Regions from separate parts of the Homo sapiens genome. Here region 1 is linked to region 2. Evidence: read pairs that join two places in POLR2A ChIA-PET (ENCODE). Cell type or tissue: Caco-2. All regions are shown on one strand. Each heading gives the region's core, and the rest is flanking DNA. Links, peaks and the distances in the headings are about the cores only. Region 1 has its middle 14 kb from the start of SIMALR. Region 2 has its middle 16 kb from the start of LINC03004.

Region 1 (11,553 bases), core at 1,925-9,924, 310 kb before region 2:
GGCTCAAGTGATTCTCCCACCTCGGCCTCCCAAAGTGCTTGGATTGCAGGCATGAGCCACCGCACCCAGCCATAGTTTCTTTTTCAGACTGTGTTATTTTGAGCACTCCAGGTGAGGTCCATTTAACAGTAAACATAAGGGGAATTTTTAGCAGGTGGGTACAAAGAGTTCACTTCCTCACTTATAGAAGAGAAAGAAATAATATTAATAACATAGCCCAGGCCATGCCTTTGAAGCCTAGAAGCTCCAGCTGCCCAGGATGTGATCCTTGCTCCAAAAGAGCTAACCAGTTAGCACAGGGTGCATAGACATGGAAAACATATGCTAATAAAACGTTATGGGGCAGGAAAGGCAGGAGTAGCCATTGCCATTTTTATTGTAGAGCAGGGCCTGCTACAGAGTTGGGCAAGATTGCCATGAAATATTGTATTCATTAGACAAGAACGCCATGCTTTGGTCCCTTGTCATAGACATAGAAGAAGTGCATGTGTTATTAAGTATTTGAGGTGGAGAAAGAGCCCAACTACTTCTTGGGTGTGGCTAAAACTATCCTTTTCAAGAGGCAACAGATGGGACAGGGGCTTTGGAGTCTGACAGATTTGAGTTTGAGATCTACCCTTTACTAACTGTGGCAACTTGAGGTGCTGAATCTTTTGAGTTTTGGTTTCCTCATCTATAGAATGAGAATAATGTTATGTGCCTCAATGTGTTGAGTAAAGACATAATGTGATTATATGTGTAGAGTGCCTGACATCTGGCAGATATCCAATAAATATTAATTTTTTTCTTTTCTTCCTGTGTGGCTCATAATACTTTGCACATACTTTGATGTTATTTCTCACTAGTTTGATTTATTGTGAATTTCTTTTTCTCTCCCTTACTAGAGTCTTCAGAGGTCCCATTTAATCCATCTTTGTTTCACTGAACATGTCATAGTGCCTTCTCCATGAAGAGTGATCAGGAGTGTTAAATTCAATTAAATAGGTGAAGAACCTCTATCATAGATAGGAAAAAGAACATCTTTTTCCAGCCCTAAATCTTGATCTTGGCTTTGAAATTCTCTTTATTTAATGTTCTTTGGGCAATGCAATAGAAATAGACTCTGGTTAACTGGTTAACTTAAGCTAAAAAGGACTTATAGGAAGAGCTCTTCAACAGTCTTTAAAAAATTTTTTTTCAGATGGTGTCTCGATCTGTCACCCAGGCTGGAGTGCAGTGGTGTGATCTTGGCTCACTGCAACCTCAGCCTCCCAGGTTCAAGTGATTCTCCTGTCTCAGCCTCCACAGTAGCAGGGACTATAGGCATGCACCAGCACATCCAGCTAATTTTTTTTATTTTTAGTAGAGACAGGGTTTCGCCATGTTGGCCAGGCTGGTCTTGAACTCCTGGCCTCATGTGATTCACCCACCTTGGCCTCCCAAAGTGCTGGGATTACAGGTGTGAGCCACTGCGCCCGGCCTCAGCAGTCTTATAGGAGAACTCAACAAGCAGCCCTCGGGAGCACGGAAGCAGGGGAGCTCCAGCACCTGCAATGCGGGAGCCTTGCTCTAGGCGCCACCATCAGACCTGCAGCTCCAAATTTATCCATTACTGGGATTACCTCTAGAAGTTCAAATTCCCAGAAGAAAGCCCAACTTGTATCAGGTGCCCTTCTTATAGCTAGAGCACCAAGATTGCAGAGGGAAGCAATAGTTGCTCCACATCGCAGATCCTGGGACCCTTCTAGGCATGCCTCATTGCCAGCTTCTGGTCAAGCATGAGAACTTTAAGCTGCCGCCTATTTATACCATCTGTGTCAGGTGTTATCTCACATCTAATTCCCTCCCACCCAGCCATAAAATGAAAGCAAGTCAAGGGAAGCCTCAAGCAAAGAACAACTGGCCGGGTGTGGGGGCTCATGCCTGTAATGTCAGCACTTTGGGAGGCTGAGGCAGGTGGATCACTTGAGGTCAGAAGTTCGGGACCAGCCTGGCCTACATGGCAAAACCTTGTCTCTATTAAAAATACAAAAATTAACTGGGTGTGGTGGCACACACCTGTAATCCCAGCTACTCGGGAGGCTGAGGCAGAAGAATTGCTTGAACCCGGGACGCAGAGGTTGCAGTGAGCTGAGATTGTGCCACTGTATTCCAGCCTGGGTAACAGACGAGACTCTGTCTAAAAAAAAAAAAAAAAAAGAAAAGGCAAAAAGAAAAACTCACTGAAGAGCAAGTCCTAAAGCTAGCAAAAAGCCCCTCCCTCCTTCCCTCCCTTCCATCCTCCTTTCCATCCTCCGTACCTTCCATCCTACCACAAAGATCTCTTTGGTGTCTATTATGTAGCAGCCCCTAGGGACCACTAAGAAACACACCACATGATCCTTTCTCTAAAGGAAGTAACTTCCTAGCAGAGGTACACAGACACAGAAAAATAATTTGTTAAAATGTAATGAAATGAAAGTCGGGGGATGGAGTGTCCAGTTGAAGAAGACAGTATGATGCTGGGGAAAAAGCACAGATTAGATCATAACGAAGCTAGGATCCAATTCAGGAAGGCTGATGAAGTGTCATTACCATCCATGTGGGGATGGACATTTGTTTCCAGGTGTCTTCCCCCTGCCTTAAGCCACAACAAATGCCCAGGTAGTCCTTTAGCAATTATTCTAGGCTAGTCTTATTTATAGACAGATGTTCACTGTGCATTTGAAGAGTGTCAAACGGCCCCTTGCCCTAGCATCTTTTTCTTAACTCACTGCTCTGATACCTGAAGTTTCCAGACTGATTAGAATGATTGCCATGGGTAAGGCAGTATGTGTCCAGAAAGCCCCCTTAGAATGCTAAGAAGTAACATCCACAGTTACAAATATGTTATCAAGGACTAGCTCATCTATCATACAGGCTGGCTTTCAATTAGCTATGAGTTGGATCCACTGAGAACTAGTCTCAAGACAAGTACAATTTATTTGAAATGAGGGGCAAGACAACATTGAGGCTTGAAACACTGAGTACTTCACAAGAAAGGCTAGATCACAGAAGGAAAAATGTGAGGGCCAAGAGATGGAAGGGAGGGGCAGAGAAAGAAGGAGAGGCAGTGGCCTGGAGGGAGACAGACTCTTCTTATTTTTGATTTAAGAGAGGGTGGTGTCTTTGAAGTGTTCTAAGAAGTACTGAAAAGGCATTCTCTGGTCACAGAAATTTGGGCAAAGGTGGATTGAACAAAGTAAAATTTCTATTCTTAAAATTCTCAGATTCTTAATTATGCCAACATACCTGTAAATCTTAATAAAAACACCCATAATATCAATAATAATATTGATAATAACTATTACCTGTTAAAGACTTGCTTCTTTTCAAGTACTACACAGTTTGTGCTTTATATGTTATAGTTACTGAATTCTCACAACCTTACAAGTAAGTGCTATTGTTACAGATAATGTTTTACAGATTAAAAAAAAAAAAAACAAAGATTTAGAAGAGGTTAAGAAACTTGGATAACGGCACAGCCAATGAAGTTATGGCACTGAATTCTAGTTGGAATTTTTGCTCTGACTTCACCATTAAAATTCTTAACTACTAGAGTAGGGTCATGTATTTTAGGGAATAAAGTTCTAAAGCAGAGGTTGGCAAAGTTTTTTGGTAAAGGGCCAAACAGAAATAGTTTTGGCTTTGTAGGCCATATGGTATCTGTCCCAACTACTAACACTGTTGTTGTAGTGTGAAAGCAGCCATGGGTGATACATAGACAAAGTTGGTTGTGGCTATGTTCCCATAAAACTACACATACAAAAAAAAAAAAAAAAAAAAAAAAAAAAAAAAAGAATGGCCTGTTCTAAATACACTAAAAAGGCAAAAATAGTAGATAGTCAAAATGACCCTTCAAGTAACAGTAGTTGCTTACAAGAACTACCGTTAGCAATATAGCTGGGCCTATCAAAGCACAACAGCAAAAACTAATGTTTTTGTGTCTCTTTGAATTTCAGGGTTCTCTCTTTCTTTGATGAAGGAGAACAAGTTTGGTTTGAAATGAGAGAAGATAAATAGAGGATATATTAGCCTGTTCTTGTACTGCTATAAAGAAATACCTGAGACTGGGTAATCTATAAAGAAAAAAGGTTTAATTGGCTCACAATTCCACAGCCTCTACAGGAAGCATGGCTAGGGAGGCCTCAGGAAATTTACAATCATGGTGGAGGTGAAGGGGAAGCAGGCATGTCTTACATGGCTGGAGCAGGAGGAAGGTGGGGAGGAGGTGCCACACACTTTTAAACAACTAGATCTTGTGAGAACTCTCATGAGAACCGCACCAAAGTGGGGAATCCACCTCCATGATCCAGTCACCTCACAACAGGCCCCAACTCCAATATTGGGGATTATAATTTGACATAAAATTTGAGTGGGGATGCAAATCCAGACCATATAAAAGGACATAAAGTATTTCCCCACCACCTCCCTTTTTTCTTTTTTTTGCAGGGTAAGTATAGCTGAATTCTAGTAAAATAAAAATGTCCCCTGGTGGCCATTCCACTAAATATTCTTTCTCAAATGATTTAACTCCCTCCTGCTTTGGGGAGGGAGCAGAACATTTTATGAACTTAAAGAATCATGTAAAATTCTTGACAAAATGTTTGCCTGGGATTATTTCAACATCCCCTTCCTGACTGACAAGGAAAACTACCTTCAGAAAGTTAGAGCTGGAAGAAATACTTTGAGGCTGAAAAAGATGAATAGCTAGCTCTGGAAGTTACCTGCTAACCAGGTACTATGGAGGGGTAACTTGTCTGGATTGCGAATATGATTTCTTTGGACACATTTAACAGTGAAACTCTTGAGACCTAAAAGGAAAGAAAGTTTTATTTTGGTTCACTGTAGGAACATGACTTAGGTCTGATTTTGGGGAAACTGAGACTAGCCCAACAGAAAGTATGCATATTTGAAATACCCGAAGAAGTACTAAGAAGACCCCTTTGTGTGTCATAATATCTCCCAGTTGGAGGCTAGAAAGTCTCTAGTACAGATTTATTTTTTGTGATTAAAGCTGTGCTTTCTGAAACTATAATCCTTAGTTACAAGTGCCTTTGGAGGTACAAATGAGGGATGCAGGGTTGTATTATGACTGCGTACCAGGCTTGTGTGTGCTGCCTGGCTCCATCCAGCATCTACCACCTTCCTAACTTACCTGAGAACATCCAACTCTTTAAGACTAACTGACCTCTTAAAATGAGGATAATAATAATGCCTATTTCCTAAAAATGTGGTAAAGGTAAAAATATTGCATAAATATAGCCTTTTGCTCAGTGCCTAGTATGTGAGTGCTCAATAAACCTTAGATATTATGACAGCTATTAGTAAGTCTTTGTTAGCCACTATCACTAGAGTGCATTTAGTTAATCAGATTGATTTCCACAGTAATAGTTCCCTAAGAACATTGGACAGGCAAGAGAGAGAAATCTTTCTTGATCTGTGAGGGGGAACTGAAGATAGTATAATTGTGGATCGAGGAGAAGAGGAGGGCTTAGGCACGACATATACCTGGATTTCAAATCTGATTTTATTACTTGCAGTACTTGGGATATTAACTTGGGTATTTACATAATTCTCTTGGCCTCACTTTCTTTTTACATAAAAAAGTGGAGGCTGGGCATGGTGGCTCATGCGTGTAATCCCAGCACTTTGGGAGGCCGAGGTGGGTGGATCATTAGGTCAAGAGATTGAGACCATCCTGGCCAACATGGTGAAATGCTGTCTTTACTAAAAATACAAAAATTAGCCGGGTGTGGTGAAGGGCGCCTGTAGTCCCAGCTACTCAGAAGGCTGAGGTAGGAGAAGAGCTTGAACCCGGGAGGCAGATGTTGCAGTGAGCCTAGATTGCAACACTGTACTCCAGCCTGGTGACAGAGTGAGACTCCATCTAAAAAAAAAAAAAAAAAAAAGTAGAAAGCAATACCTGCCTGTTTTGTAAAGCAGTATCTGGAATAGGGTAAGGTGAGGATAAATGAGTACATGATAAGTAACAGCTACCGTAGGTGGGACTCCAACACTTTGGAGCTCTTTTTATTAATTGTTTATTTTTCCACATCAGCCTAACATATGTATGTTTTTATTAGGATCATGCTACATTTAAAAGTTATTGAGACTTAAAGAGGAAGGAAATTATGACACATGTTACAACATGGAAGAACGTTGAGGTCACTATGCTAAGTGAAATAAGCCAGTTGCAAAAGGACAAATACTGTATGATTCCACTTAGATGAGGTGCCCAGACTGGTCAGATTCACAGAGACACAATGTAGAATGGTGGTTGCCAGGAGCTAGGAGGAGGAGAACAGGAAATTATTGTTCAATGGGGATGGAGTTTCAGTTTTACAAGATGGAAGAAGGCCAGAGATGGAGAGTAGTGATGGTTGCACAACATTGACAATGTATTTGATCCCACTGAACTGTCCACTTAAAATGGTTAAGATAGTAAATGTTATGCTGTATGTATTTTATCACAAGGGAAAGATCACCTAGGGAGAATTGACACCTTCTTATGATTGAGTTTTCTATCCTTGATATTGAACAAATATCTTCATATTCATTCAGCTTTGTAATTGTATTCTTCAGGAGCACTTTTACATTTTCCTTATATACATTTGCACATTTCTTATTAAATTTTTTATCTGGGTATTTTCTGTTTTTAGAGGCCACTGTAAATATGAGCTTCTATCCCATATTTCTTCAGACTAGCAGTCATTTAAAATATAAAACATTAAGAAGCACCATGAAAAAAACCATATATTGCAATAAGTAACTTATAAGGTCAATTCAGGAAATGCAGAATGAATTAGCTTCAGAACCATTTCAGTAAACAAAATTCGTACAGACATTTGTTCCTACCATTAAGTTACTGTAATACATGCTACTTATGTAGTTTCTGAAATCTTAACCACAAAGAGAGATGGCTGTTATTAGAAATAATAAAACAGCAAAGCACAATTGGAGATACAGTTGGAAAGGATACAGTTTGTTCACATTTATAACTCCTTACTGTCTTCTAATGGGTGACCTTAGTCTCTGGAGGGCCCTCTGCTTTGCTGATGGTCTAGCTGTGAGAAATACAAATTAAGAGGATGTTGGGCTGAGTGGGAATAAATGGTTTGGGTAAGAAAGACAAGAGAGGCCTAGACTTCTAGGGAAAGATCCGGGACTGTGAAAGCCTGGAATGAACTGGGCTGGACATTGGAGGGTAAAGGAGTGAGAAGCAAGCCCTCTAGCTGGATGGAAAGTTTGGGAGTGGAAGAAAATGCTGCCCTGTGATACTTTAATTTGTGTGTTGAGAGCAGGGCCATGTCAACCTTTTCTCAGGAGAAATGGTCCTTACAGGTTGAGAAATCAATCCTTAAGAAAATTTGCACCTATTTTTTTTTAAAAAGCAATCCATAAACATTGTTATTTTTCCAGAATTGGGTTACTTTTCCCATCATGACTCCCCTCCTGACTGCATAGTGTTACAGTCAATTCCTATTTGTGAAATTTTGTGAGGAACCATTTTAGAAACATAGTTTCTCTTTCATTTCCAGCAATTGACTCTAATAAGCCTGATTCTTGTTGCATTTTGGATAAAGAGAAGGGCCTTGCTGAGGTCATTTGCATTTGCTATGGCCTCCACTCTTGCTCCTCCGGATGACCTCCACATTGCTGGCTTCTTGTTGGGTAAGTTCTCGGCTCTCAGGTCACCATGTCTTAGCTTCTTTCTGGGATACACCCATATCTAAAATTACTTCTATTTTTGTTTATTTCTTTATTGCGGCTTCTCTTCCTAAAAAGCTTTGGTGGAGAGATGAACATGGATCTTGTCCACTTTGTTAACTGCTAGATTCCTTGTGGTCAGAATAGTGCACATGATAAGCCCTTAATAAATATTTGTTGAATGAACAAATTAATAAGATACGGTCAAGCCTCTATATTTCTTTTGCTGTTTCTTAAGTTGCAATTTGTATTTACAGCATTGGCTGAAGTATAGGTTCAGTTTACATGGGTTCATCCTCATTGCAATAATTAAGAAATGTATGACAGTAATGAATTAAGAAAATGACTTTCGAGTTTCCTCTCTACTCATAGCTATTTAATATTAAATAACCTTGTGTTCTCACAGAATAATGATAATGATAAAAAATACATAAAAAATAGAGTAAAGCCAAAAACCTCAAACAGTTCCAGATGTTAAACATTTAGCAGCACAGAGAAAGAGAGGAAAAATTAGGGTGGAAAAGAAAGGAAAAATTAGGGTAGGAAAGAATGGGTGGGTTTGGTTTGTACCTGAGGGTAGTTTGGTTTTTTTGCTTGCTGTGAAGACCCTACTTTATATGATGTAGACTTTGATTTCTAGCAATATATTTGTTTTAGCCCAGTTATAAAATCTATTTTTAAAAGTAAACAACATCTGCAAAGTAGTAGATGGAAAACAGTTCAAAGCAGAAACATTTTTTGTTAATGAGTACAAAAATAGATACAAAGAATAGGAATCTAGTATTTGATAACACAACAGGGTGACTACAGTCTGCAATAATTCGTGTACATTTTAGAATAACTGAAGGAGTACAATTGGAATGTTCATAACACAAAGGAATGATGAATGGTTGAGGTGATGGATGCCCTGTAATTTACCAGGAGGTGATTATTATACATTGTCTGCCTGTATCAAAATATCTCATGTACCCCATAAACATATATACCTACTATGTACCCATAAAAATTAAAAATAAAAAAATTTTAAAAAGAAGGAAAGAAAAATACCTTGGTCAAAGATTTGGAGTTAAAAATACTAAATTTTAAAATAAAATTTTGTTAGGTTCGAAAATATTTGTCACCAAAGCAATAATATTAATGTAGCCCACATTTACTGCGTAAATTTTAAAAACTAAAAGATGAGCATAAAACAACTAGGCATTTAACTGAAGATTCTAGAGGAAAAAAAGCAAAAAACAATAGGAAGAAGAAATAAATAAAAATAAATGTGAAAATTAATGAATTTAAAAGCAAGTACACAAACTTGAAGGTAAAAGTTAATAAGTTTGAATACATCAAAATGAAAGATGTCTGTTAAGTAAAAGATTCTCAAAAAAGTTAAGGCATACACAATATATTAAGATATTTGCAATATTTATAACTAACAAGTAATATCTAGAAAATACAAGGAACTTCTCGGTGGCTCACGCCTGTAATCCAAGCACTTTGGGAGGCCGAGGCAGGCAGATCACGAGGTCAGGAGATCACGACCATCCTGGCTAACACGGTGAAACCCCGTCTCTACTAAAAACACAAAAAAATTAGCTGGGCCTGGTGGTCAGCGCCTGTAGTCCCAGCTACTTGGGAGGCTGAGGCAGGACAATGGCGTGAACCCGGGAGGCGGAGCTTGCAGTGAGCTGAGATCGCGCCACTGCACTCCAGCCTAAGCGAAAGAGCAAGACTCCGTCTCAAAAAAAAAAAAAAAAAGAAAAAAGAAAATACAAAGAACTTCTTCAAATGAACAACAATATCAACTATCACCACACCAAGTACCAAGTGAAACACTCTGGAAGAAAATGAGGAGCAGATTCCAAAAAGTAGGAAGCGGCATGGATAGCAAGCAAGCACATCAATAGATGGTCAACCACATAATAATCAGAGCGCTTCACAGGAAAGCGCAGGTTCTTAGACCTGGCCGGTAAGCTTTGATATGCAAATGAAGGCCATTAGAAACTGGGTCCACCCAAACATGGCGATTCCCGCCCTCTTCTTCTTGCCCTGGCCTCACACATGCCTGGCAACATGGCCACCCCCATGTATCTCCACGTGTGTAGAACAGCGTGGCACCCTGCATTGGCATATTAAAAGGCTAGGTGGGAGGTCCAGTTTTTTTCCACGGGCTATGTGAGTGACATGCCTGGTCAAACCAATCCCCTGAGCCCTATGCAAATCAGACACCACCTCCTCCAGCCACCTCATATAAGCAGCCACTTTTCCAAGGCACACAGGGTTTCCTCACTTGGCTTTGGAACTGCCCCTCCCTGGGTCTCTGTATGGGGGAGCTTCTTCCTTCTTTCTTGCCTATTAAACTCTCTGCTCCTTAAAACCACCACCAAAAACAAAAACAAAAACAAATAGTGCCTCAATGAAAATGGGAAACCATTTTATCCCCGTCATAGTAAATAATGAGAAAATCTGATATTACCATATGTTAGCAGGGTTTTGAAGAAAATTACAATCTTCTTGCACCGCAGGTGAAAAATGTAAAATGATACAGCCAATCTGGAGAGCAACCTGGGAATAATTGGAGAAATGGCACGTGTGTGCACACAACAAGCTGGCAGTAGTTCTTCCCAGTATAACCCATGGCTAGTGAGTAGAATTTTGGTTTTTAAGGGAAAATTGCTATCAAGTCCCCAAACAAGGGTGAACTTGGCAACAATCTTTACACGGGATTTGTTTTGTTATGCAGTCTAGGTAGTTGACACCCTTCCAGATGATGGGGCTTGGGAATTTGTGTCTGATTTCACCAGTCTCACATAGATGCTCAAGAGACCATGTTAGAGGATATTTACAGAAGAGATGTACATGGTAGCAGCTGTTTATTTGTAGGGCATGGATAACTAAAATATGGGGCAGGTATGCCACAGAATGCCACACAGCTGTTAGAAGAGATGGACTGGATGAGCATTGTGGTAGGCTGGATAACAGTGCTCCAAAAATGGCTACATCCACATGTCCACAACCTTTGCAGCTTCGATTAGGTTAGTGATCTTGAGATGGGGGTGGTGATCCTGGGTTCCTAGGGTGGGCCAATGTGATAACAAGGCTCCTTATCAGAGGGAGGCAGTAGGATCAACAGTCAGGAGTGGAAGATGTGATGAAGGAAGTAAAAGGTGGGAGTGAAGCAAGGAATCAGCCATGAGCCAAGGAATGCGGGTGGCCTCAGAACCTCCAGAAAGGACCAGTTCCACTGACACCTTGACTTTAGCCCAGTGAGACTGATTTTGGACTTCTGACCTCCAGAACTGTAAGAGAATAATTTATTTTTTTTGGTGGAGGCATAACTAAGAATCTCTATTGATGGACATTTACATTGTTTTCAATCTTACTCTTTTAAATAGATCACAAAATGTACATATGTCATTGTGTATGTGGTAGTTTATCTTTAGGATAAATTTCTAGAAGTGCCTGGTTAAAGCATATATAGTCTTACATTTTTGATAGATTATTGTAATTTTGCCACATTGCCCTCCAGAGGGTTTGTAACTGTTTACATTCCTGCCTGTTTTCCCACAGTCTTGACAAGACAGTCACCGAACTTCTGGATTTTTGCCCTTCTAATGAAAGAAAAGTAGTATTTCCATGTATTTTTAATTTGCATTCCTCTTGTAAGTCAACATTGATCATCTTTTCACATGTTTAAAAATCACTTGCAGTTATTTTAGTGTGAACAATCTGTTCATATTCTTTGCTCATTTTTATGCAGGGTTGATGGTCTTATTGATTTGTAGGAGCTCTTTATGTAAGAGATTAGCCCTTTATAATAGGAATTGTGAATTTTAGCAAAATATTCATGACTTCTAC
Region 2 (11,553 bases), core at 1,759-9,758:
AACAACTATATTGCCATAAGTTAAGAATACTCACAGATAGTTTCCAAATTCTAGAGGAACCAGGCAGAGAGAGAGAGAGACAAATAGGCTCCAAATTTTGTTCACAGGAGTATAGCTTACTCAGTTATTAAAGGCTGTAAATACTTCAAAATAAGTTTTCTTAACCCTGAAAAACAAAACGGGGATCAGCAATATTCCAACAAAAGTTAAAAAGATTGTTTCAGTTTTGAGTTCAGTCCATTAGTTCTAGTTTTGCTTGATATTCATGAACACTTCAGCTCTTCATGAGTCATGTACATTTTTCCTTTATTCCAATGTTACAATCTCCAAAGTTATCAGAAACCTGTATTTGAGAGGACCTGTCAAAGTTCTATAGCTCAGTATAAACCATCTTTTGAAAAGCATTAAAACAAGACAACCATTGTCTGTGAATAACAAAATGTCCAGGGTAGTTACAGTTAGAAACACAATTGACAAAGAAGTTTGGTTATCTCTGTGATTTACAATAACCTAACATACCAACCTTAATTATGATTGATAGCATATACTCAGACATTAGAATTGTAGAAATCCCATATAATTTTGAGCATATGCTAGCATTACTCACAAAAATATTACCTAAAGTATATTGAACATCATTTTGGCAGTCCCATGTACCTAAACATGTTTACCTCTCTTTTCTGGACACTCCAGGGGCCCTCTGAAGTATCTGAAAAGCCAGGAGTCAGGAAAGACAATTTCGGAACCAAAGTTTGATTTTTGGGAAGCCTGTTAAATTTGTTAGAGGTTTAAAACACTTGATGTTATAAAACAGTATTCCAGGTCACCATAAATTATTTATTTTGCCAAAATGATGACTCAGAAATTTTAAAGAGGCAAAAGCCTTTTATAAACCTTTACAAATTTTGCTAAAGAGCAGATTAGCACCTTAAGAATACCTTGTTGTGCTTTTATTTCAATGCTCAATTTACAGAATAACTTTTTTGAATTTAGTCAATATGTTCACACAGAGAAACTATTCTGTAAGATTAATGTCCACAATCCTTCCACCACTTGTTTTAACCTTTAGCTTTATCTTGTCTAATTCAAAACAATCCTTTACTCCTAGGCAAAAATTTACAATTTCGTGCCTTTTTATAATCTTTTACTAAAAACACATTTTACTGTTTTCACACACTTTGCATGTAAATCTATTTCCAATAGTTTCAATTATATGTTATAATGGTAACTCCTAGCAGTTTTTAACTTTAATGTAAAACCTGGTAAGTTGTTTTAATTGTGTGCTAGGTGCAGCCAAGGTTTGACTTCTTCCAGCGTAATTAAGGGTGTGGTTAGTTTCATATGTCCCCTGGCATTACCAATTGTGAAGCTGACAAATTGAAACATTCTCAAAAACCAAAAAGGCAGTTTATAACCTTAAAACATTTAGCAACTCTAGTATCTAACCTGCATAATTTAGTCCACCTATTTATATTTTGATGACATCTGCATTTTACCAATAACCTTTACGACTGCCTTATTTCTCAAAGATTAAAGTCGCTTGAACTGAAAGTTACCACAGCTTTTATCTTCCCTTAAAAAAATACTTGATTCAAGTGCTTGTCTTCCTTTAGGCCAAATTAATTAGAGCTCTTTTTACAGACATCATATACATAACACATATATAGCTACACAGACAGGCAGAAGAAAACCCAGTCGCTGGGTGGAGCCCTTTAAGAGACAGGGCTAGGAAAATGTGCAGATATCAAACCAGAAAGGACTCATTCCCTAGGCAGGATTGCTAAACAAAGCCTTGCCATGTGGTTACAGGCCACACCCTCAGGACATATGCCCTCAGGACATAAAACAAGATGGAGGTGTGCAGCAAAGTTTGCTACTGACCACACAGACATGCAAAGCATACCACATTGGCTACAGCTTAAGACCAACCTCACAAATCCTTTTTCACAATTAAAACTTTACAGAGAATATAAACATAATTAGTCCACATAAATAGGTGGACTAAATTATGATAATGATCCTTATCATTCCTAGCCTAAGAAAATGTCTTCTAAAAGGAAAAATAAACTCATTTAAAAGTTAACTGCTGATGGAGTGGAGAAGAAAAAGGGATGCCTGGGGGAAAAACCTCTTATTCTTATGCAAATAGTTCCTCCACCCTAGAGAGAAGCTTAATTGCTGTCTGATGGGGTTGGACTCCCTGGCTGGGGGAGGGGGAGACTCCATGGGTGCCTGGCAGGGAATACCGCCAGCTGCATGGGATCCCTTGGGGCTCAGGCAGCTGCTGTGGCTCATTCCCACCCTTGGCTCATTCCATTGTTAATGGCTGTTGGACACTGTGCATACATGCGGCAGACTCAGCCATGCACCCCAGACAGTAGAGAATGGGGAGCAGGGAGCTGCCCCACCCAACTGTCCCATACACATGCCTGTGGCCATTGGGGTGTGTGTGAACCACCTCCAGTATTGTAAAAAAAAAAAAAGTTTTCATGTCATTAATGTCCTGAAAAAAAGAAGAGGAATGCCATAGGACCAAAAGGCTCAGAAGCGAATGTGAGAGGTTTTGAGTCCCCATTTCACTCACCCCTTCTCAAGCCCTATGTTCTGGGCACCAAAGCTGTTGTAGGACTTTTTCCTTAGTTGAGCTAAAGACAGCGTCCTTGCCACATGACCAAGAAAAATTAATCTCACAGACAGTTTGAAGGGTGAGGAGGGTAGTGTTTTATTGGGTGAAAAGGAAAAAAACTCAGCAAAGTGAGAGAGGCTCCCCATCTCACAGACTGAGTCCCCAGGTTATCACACTGGATCAGGAGAGGCCAGCCAGGCTCTTCCTCCCCTGCAAATGGCGCAAACTTCCTGAGGCTCCGCCCCAGTGCACACTCCTCACAGTGCACAGGCCAGTTGGAATTTCTCCGGGGACCCCTTTATACTTGGCTGTCTTGGTGAGTCACTTTGTAGGCCAAATAACTGAAAGGTCTTCAATCAATACAAAGACTTGAGATAGTAAATATAAAGCTTCAGGCAGATTATTTCAGTAGATTGTGGCTTCTGCTCTCCAAATATAAGGTTAGAGGGTCATATGGCATGATGAACAAAGCCCCTTCTAGGTAAAACACACTGTCAGTCAGTGCCAGCATTGCCCACAGAATTCCTGTCCCTATCTCTCTGCCATCCCACACCACGCCACATCATCCTTGGCCTATTCTCCCCTACAGGACTTTGCATGTGGCATGCAGACAGTCTCCCTTTTCATTTGTTTTCTAAGGCATTATGTGATCACCCAGAGAAGGAGTAAGCTTCATTCAGGTTCCTGTCCTTCTACTTTGGGCCCCAGAATCTGGTCTGCTGTCCATGGATTCAGGGAGTGACAAGGGGATAATGCCTGCTAAGACATTCTCATCTTCAGTTGAGGTGTCCTTTTTTTTTCATTTAAGAATTTTTTTTTATTGAAGTGCAGAAAGTTGCACATATTCGTTGCATACCACTCAACAAATTTTAATCAACTGACCCATCACCTGATTAAGCAATAGACAATTACCTGTACCTGGCAACTCCCTACCTGCTCTTTCAAACCTTCCCCACCCCCGCAACAAAGGTCAGCACTACCTGTGTTGTAACCGAGCGAGTTATAGAGAAACACCACACTTTGAGACTAATTCAGGAGTCCTTTATTGCCGGGGACCGAGAGACGACTAGAGCTCAAAAATTCTCTCAGCCCCGAAGAAGGGGCTAGATTTCTTTTTATACCTTGGTCTAAATAGGGGAGGGGGAGTCTAGCTGAAGCAATTTTTACAAAAGCAGAACAGGCAAAAAGTAAAAGATAAATGGTTACAGAAACTGTTACAGGAAAATAAAAAGTTCCAGGTGCAGGGGCTTAAGCTATCACAAAGTGATAAACGCAGGGGCTTTGGGTACCATCAACCAAGCACGTTTCCAGGAGTGGGTAGTACAGCTTGCCTCAGTATCTTATCAGTAAGCAATTCCTGGATGTACTTGGAGTTAGCTTGCACCAGTTATGTCCTTAAGCAGGGGGAACGAGGGGCTGCAAGCGAAGAAACCAAAGTGGAGTCTGTCCTGCTCTCTCAGATAAGAGAGAGTCAATCAGGTTAAAACAAGGTAGGGTATCACACCTGGACTTCTCCCAGCACAGATTTGTTTGATCTGCTTTTGAACTTTGTATAAATGGACTCAGACAGCTTACATGTTTTTGTGTCTTGCTTCTTTTTTCAACAATATGATTGTGAGATTTATCCATCTGTTGCATACAGTAGTAAATTGTTTATTCTCATTGCTGGATCATATTCCATTTGATTAATATTTCTGATTACTTTATTCCTTCCACTATTAATGTCAATGGGAAGCTTCCAGTTCAGGTCTATTACAAATAGCACTGCTATAAATAAATACTCCTCTTTTTAGGTGATCACATGTTCCTATTTCTGTTGGGTGAGCACCTAGGAATAGAATTGCTAGGTCATAGGCTATGCATAAGTTCAGCTTTAGTAAATATTGTTTGTTTTTTCACTTCTTTCTCCTCCTCCTTCTCCCTTTTCTTCCTTAAGCATCTTTTTGACAACAACAACAACAAAAAAAACCCATGCATGCTGGCCTCATAGCCTCATGTTTATAGATAAACTGCCACCAGCTTGATTGCCGAAATTAGCCAGCCTCAGGCTATTCTCCTGCCGTTTTGAAAAGGCCAGCTCCTTTTCACTCTCTCATCCTGCAGGGTAAAGTGGCCATCAGCCTTGTACATATTTCATGTTAGCTTAAGGGTCTCTATTGCTGATCCTGAACTTTGCAGAGACAAAATTCTGCTAAAAGATAGATGGATAGAGAGAGAGAGACAGAGATGATAGATAGACAGGTAGATAGATAGATAGATAGATAGATAGATAGATAGATAGATAGAATATATAATCTATAAATTATATATACTGTTATATATGTGTATATATACACATGTATATATACACTTATGTATACACACCTAGATAGGTAGATAGAATATATATCTATATATTATACTAGAATATGTACTAAGTTATATATGTATATATACCTATGTATACACACATAGATAGAATATATAATCTATATATTACATATACTAAATTATATATGTGTATATATACACGTGTATATATGCATATGTAAACACACATAGGTAGAGAGATAGATAATAGGTATAATATATATCTATATATTATAACATATACTAAGTTATGTATATGTGTTTGTGTGCATATATATATGTGTATATATATATATGTATAGATAGATAGATAGATAGGCATCAAGAGGCTCTGAGTTTGAATCCTCCTTCCATTCTTTGTTACTGAGTGACCTTGAGCAAGTCAGTCAACTGCTGTTTTCTCCCTTTTCTTATCTGTACATTTAGATTAATAATAATTCCAACATCACAGGTTACCTATGAGGATAGTAATATATAATACATGTAAAATGCTTAACACCGAGGCTGGCAGGCAGGCATCTCAGAGACATCAGTAAGGAAGTGTAACTTCCCAAAGGCACCTGTGTTCAGGTTAGCGATCATTTCAGTTCCCATACTCATACCCAGTGGGTGAACTTTTACTTATCTATGCTGTGAGGCTATCTTGGGGAAATGAAAAGGGGTAAGGGAGAGTCTGCCCTGGAAGTAAATTCAACTCAGGCAGAAATGGTTTATAACTTTTAAATGGCAATTTTTTTCAAGTTTTAAAAAATATTAGAGTACAGTCCCAGTGAGTACACATTATTAAAACATGTGAAAGGTGGGAGAACAGAGAGAGAGAGCACAAGAGTGAGAGCAGTTATTAGAATAGTTTAATAACCACAAAGGAGCCCTATGAAATTGACTGAAGGCCGAGGTGGGTTGGATTGCTTGAGCCTAGGAATTCAAGACCAGCCTGGGCAACATGGCAAAACCCCATTTCTACAAAAAATACAAAAATTTGCCAGGCATGGTGGCACTCAGAGGCAGTCTCAGCTGCTTGGGAGGCTGGGATGGGAGGATCGCTTGAGCCTGGGAGGCAAAGGTTGCAATAAGCCTAGATCACACCACTGCACTTCAGCCTGGATGACAGAGTAAGACCCTGTCTCAATAAAAAAAAAAAAAAAAAAAAAAAAAAAAAAAAAAAAAAAAAAGGTGACTGAGCTTGGGCCAAGGAGACACCTTGGCAGAGGCCAAACTAGAGTGAAGAGGGGAGAATGTGGCCTTTCTGGTTTAGAATCAGGGCAAACTGCTTATTAGCTGTGTGTTCTTGAACTTTGCACTTTATATCTGTGGAACGAAAACAATCTTATCTTGCTGAGAGAATTGCCTGGCAGCTAAAGTATATGAATTGTTTAGCTTAGCAGGTGTAAAAACTTTATGTGGCCCCTATTTTTAGGTGGAATCACACACACACACACACACACACACACACACACACACACACACAATTCCCTTAATGAGAAAGTAAATAGCCCCATCAGCAGTCTTTCCGTGATGTTTCTAACAGAACATAAGCAGCACTTCCAATGGGACATGGAAAAGACCCAAGTACACAGTGTTTCTCAGAGGCCATACCACAGCTGCAAAAACCATCACTGTTATCTTCCAGGTGCTGGCCACTTTCTAACCAATGATTCTCCACTTTGTTCCTCCTGACTGCTGAACTAAGATCACGGAGACAGCTGAAATGACCACCTTCTGGACCACCTCTGAGGAGCCCCCTCTTCCAGGATCCCTCCTCAGAATTCCCAAACTCCCTCTTGCAGAGATACTCCGTTGGTCCTTTGGCATGTATTTTCCCTTACTGCAGCAAGAAAAATAAATCCAATTTCTTATTCCCCTCTACCTCCTCCTCTTCTTCCTCCTTCCTGTAGGTGCTCCCCTGTTTGTCCTTAGGTGGCAACGTTACCACTAAAGAAGTAACATCTCTCAGTAGACAGAGAGACAGACAAACAGATACATCAACATAGATGGATAGATAGAGATATATGCTCACTTCTATAGATAGAAAGACAGGTATCCATGTGTAGAGAGAGAAACACTTTTAGAAAGAGAAAGACATACTTTGACTTTCAAATCGTTCCAGTTCTCTCTCTACAGCTCTGTGACTCACTTCAGGTCTCACAGTCACCCTTTACTCACGCCAATAACTTTAACAACAGTAACACGATGGTAGAGCACTTACTATGTGTCAGGAACATTCTAAGCCTTCTGCATGTATTAAATCATGTGACCACCACAGTAACCTTATGGAAAAAAAGTGATGCTACTATCCCATCTTACATAGGATGAGACTGGATCACACAAAGGTTAAGGGCACTGCCCTGGGTTGCACAGTTAGTAGGTGGGAGTCTTCACTCTTACCTCCCACTGTCCTGCCCTTACTGCCTTTTGAAGGATGGCATGTCCTGTCCGTGTCGCAGCACAGCACACATACAGACTGCAGAGCCTTCTCAGTTTCTCTCCAGTGGCTCAAAGGTCAAACTTGAAGGGTTTCTACTTGCTCTTTTTCAGCCCTGTGAATGGGTGGTTTCAATGGGATGTATTTTCCTTTAATGTGTGTGTCCTGAAAAATTTCTGCTGCCAGAATCTTTTAAGGAATGTGACACAATATTCCATCATTTTTTCTTCCTCATTTTTCTCTCCCTCTTCTTCCCACTTCCTAATGTCTTTCTTTTTCCTTCTTATATTCTTTCTGGAGGTTGTAAAAGGGATTTTACAAATTTTCCTGCTTCACTTCAGACATGATAGCCCACAGTTTTAAGTACTTGTTATGTGCTGGGTATAGCGCTACATCCTAGGTACCATATCATATATTTTGCAGGGATTATCTCATCTGATCCTCACAACTGCCCCTTGTGAGGTAAACGTTAATATTATTCTCACTTTGCAAGTGAGGAAATGGGAGCAGGTTTCGTTCCTTGTCCAGACCTGAAATAACTAAGTGGCCAAATTAGGGGCAGACCTCTGGACTAACGGGCCCCAAGTCCAGGACTGCAAAGACCTCACTCATCACCACTACACACTACAACTCAAACAACTCAATTGCAATAAAACAATAATGCAATTTAAAAATGGTCAAAAAGATCTGAATAGATGTTTCCCGAAAGAAGACATACACATGACATGAGCAATGGGTCTTTGAAAAATGCTCAACATCACTAATCATCACGAAAATGCAAATCAAACCACGATGAAAAGTCATCTTTCCCCTGTTAGAATGGCTATTATCAAAAAGACAAAAACAACAGATGCTGGTGAAGATGCAGAGAAAGGGGAATGCTTGTACACTGTTTGTGAGAATGTAAATTAGTAGAGTCATTGTGGAAAATAGTACGGAAGTCCCTCAAAAAACTAAAAATAGGACTACCCTATGATCTAGCAATCCTATTTCTGGGTATATATCTGAAAGAAAGGATATAAGTACATTAAAGAAATATCTGCACTCACATGTTTATTGAAGCATTATTTGTAATAGCCAAGAATGGAACCAACCCAAATGTCCATCAATGGATAAATAGATAAAGAAAATGTTGTGTGTGACACACACACACACACACACACACACACACACAATGGAATATTATTCAGACATAAGAAAAAGAAACCCTGTTATTTGTAGCAACATGGCTGGAACTGGAAGTCATTATGTTAATGGAAATAAGCCAGGCACAGAAAGACAAATACTGCATGTTCTTACTCATAAGGAGGAGCTAAAAGAGTGGATTTCCTGGAGGTAGAAAGTAGAATCGTGGTGACCAGAGGCTGGGAAGGGGAGGAGGGAATAAAGAGAGGTTGGTTAAGGGGTATAAAAATACAGTTAGATAAAAGAAATAAGTTCTAGTATTCAATAGTACAGGAAGAAAATTATAGTCAGCAATAATTTATTAAATATTTCCAAATAGCTAGAAGAGAATGATAATGTTCCCAACACAAAAAAAAGATCAATGTAGGGAGCTTCAAGACAGCTGACTAGAGGCATTCAGTACTCACCCCGCTTTACAAAGAAGAACCAAAACAGCAAGGAGATAGCCATACTTCGGATAGATTGCCTCAGAGAGAACACTAAAATTCAACAGAAAAGTGACAGGAAACACCTAGGCCAAGAAACGAGAGGGAAGCAAAGTAGCCTACTTGGCTGGGATTGGCTGAAAACCCAGGCAGGCTCCCCAGAGTAGGGGAAGGGTAAGTGACTGACCCCCAGTGGTCCACATTCCCACTGAGGACTCCCGCAGTCCTAGCCACGGAAGAGCCCCTGGACCCACAGAGACCCCGAGACTAACATAGGGAACTGCCTGGAATCCGTGCGATGGCATTGCTCCAAAGAGGGCGCTCCCGCTGGGTCCCACACACCCCGAGTCCACACTAAGCAGCTGCAGCACAGTGCCGCTTTGGGAGCCCAACTCCCAGTAGACTGCATCCTGCTCTGGGGTCCAACAGTCCGCGCAACTCCACATCAATGGAAACCTTAGGAAAACTTTCCTGGATTGGTCTACGCAAAGAATTTATGACTAAAATTTCAAGCATGAGCAACAAAAACAAAAACATACAAATGGGACTATATTAAACCTAAAAGCTTCTTCACAGCAAAGGAAACAGTAAACAGTTGAAGAGACAACTCATTGAATAGGAGAAAATAGTTGCAAACTATTCATCCAAAAGGGCACTAATGTCCAGAATAAACAAGGAACCCAAACAACTCAACAGGAAATACAAATGATTCCACTAAAAAGTGGACGAAGTAAAACAATGAACATTTCTCAAAAGAAGACATGCTTCAAATGGCCAAATGCTTCAAATTTGAAGACAGGCTTCAAATGGCCAAAAGGCATATGAAGAAATGCTCAACATCATTAATCGTCAGAGAAATGCACATCAAAGCCACAATGAGATGTTATCTTACTCCGGTCAAAATGGCTGTTATTAAAAAGACAAAAAGTAACAGAGGCCGGGCGCGGTGGTTCACGCCTGTAATCCCAGCACTTTGGGAGGCCAAGGCGAGCGGATCACAAAGTCAGGAGATGGAAACCATCCTGGTTAACACGGTGAAATCCCGTCTCTACTAAAAATACAAAAAATTAGCTGGGCGTGGTGGCGAGCGCCTGTAGTCCCAGCTACTCAGGATGCTGAGGCAGGAGAATCTCTTGAACCCAGCAGGCGGAGGTTGCAGTGAGCCGAGATCAAGCCACTGCACTCCAGCCTGGGTGACAGATTGAGACTCCGTCTCAAAAAAAAAAAAAAAAAAAAAAAAAGTAACAAATTCAGGTAAGGATGTGGAGAAAAAGAAAGTCTTGTACACTGTGTAGGTGGGAATGTAAATAAACTAGTACACCTACTGAGAAACAGTATGGCAATTTCTCAAAAAATGAAAACTAGAATGACCATTGAATCCAGCAATCCCAGTATTGGGTATCTACTCAAAAGAAAAAAAAAATCAATATATCAAAGGTATACCTGCACTCACATGTTTATTGCAGCACTATTCACAATAGCGAAGATATGGAATCAACCTAAGTGTTAATCAATGGATAAATGGACAAAGAAAATGTGGTATATGGATATACACAATGAAATACTATTCAGCCATAAAAAAGAATGAAATCATGTCAACATGGATGGAACTGGAGGTCATCATCTTAAATGAACTAAGCCAATCACAAAAAGGCAAATATCACAAGTTCTCACTTAGATGTGGGAACTAAAATTTTGATTGCTTGGACGTAGAGAGTGGAAAGATAGCTAACAGGGACTGGGAAGTGTGAGTGGGGGGAGATGAAGAGAAATGGGTTTAAACAAACAAGCATACAGTAAGATGGAACAAATTCCACGTTCAGTAGCAGAGTAGGGTGACTATGCTTAACAAACATGTATTGTACTTAGGTAATGGACTCTCTGAATACCTTGAGTCAGTCACTACACATTATACACCTGTAACAAAATTTCTCATGTACCCTATACGTTTGTACAAATTTTTTTATGTCAATTCTTGGTCAAGAATATATTAGCACAATGAAAGAGAGAGAAGTAGAATAATTACTTAAAAGTCCAGTGTTGTTTAACTCCTCTACAGATTTCACTTTCCCTTTGACATTTTTTTTTCCCATGGAGCATAAAATAGACAAATGTTGATTAAACACATTCCCTTTTTTAATTTATTTTTTTCTCCCTGTCATTTACTTTATTTTTGGAGATAATATCTTTTCTCTCTCTTTTTTTTCTTCAATTTTTATTTTAAGTTCCTGGGTACATGTGCAGGATGTGCAGGTTTGTTACATAGGTAAACGTGTGCCATGGTGGTTTGTTGCACAGATCAACCCATCACCTAGGTATTAAGCCCAGCATCCATTAGCTATTCTTTCTGATGCTCTCCCTCCCTGCAAAGCCCTCTGACAGACCCTGGTGTTTGTTTTTCCCCGCCATGTGTCCATGTGTTCTCAGCATTCAGCTACCACTCATAAGTGAGAACATGCAGTGTTGGTTTGCTGAGGATAATGGCTTCCACCTCCATCCATGTCCCTGCAAAGGACATGATGTCATTCCTTTTTATGGCTGCATAG

What was found. ChIA-PET counts read pairs that join two places held together with the same protein. Peaks named below come from ENCODE experiments on the same cell type or tissue, not always from the same donor. Only the 100,000 strongest peaks of a DNase experiment are listed, where the experiment ranks them.
Region 1: POLR2A ChIA-PET joins it to region 2 with 8 read pairs; 2 of 35 experiments call an interaction of 5 or more read pairs at or near these places.

Annotation. Positions count from the first base shown.
Region 1 is chr6:137,953,680-137,965,232 of GRCh38, reverse strand. No RefSeq gene overlaps it. Among named protein-coding and RNA genes, the nearest start is that of SIMALR, 14 kb to the right of the region's middle. RefSeq lists an enhancer at 9,367-9,868. In Caco-2, for the core only: no CTCF peak of the experiment used is centred there; no DNase peak of the experiment used is centred there.
Region 2 is chr6:137,643,799-137,655,351 of GRCh38, reverse strand. No RefSeq gene overlaps it. Among named protein-coding and RNA genes, the nearest start is that of LINC03004, 16 kb to the left of the region's middle. RefSeq lists enhancers at 1,891-2,407, 4,457-4,626 and silencers at 7,080-7,169, 7,190-7,239. In Caco-2, for the core only: no CTCF peak of the experiment used is centred there; DNase peaks (open chromatin) are centred at 3,608 and 6,201.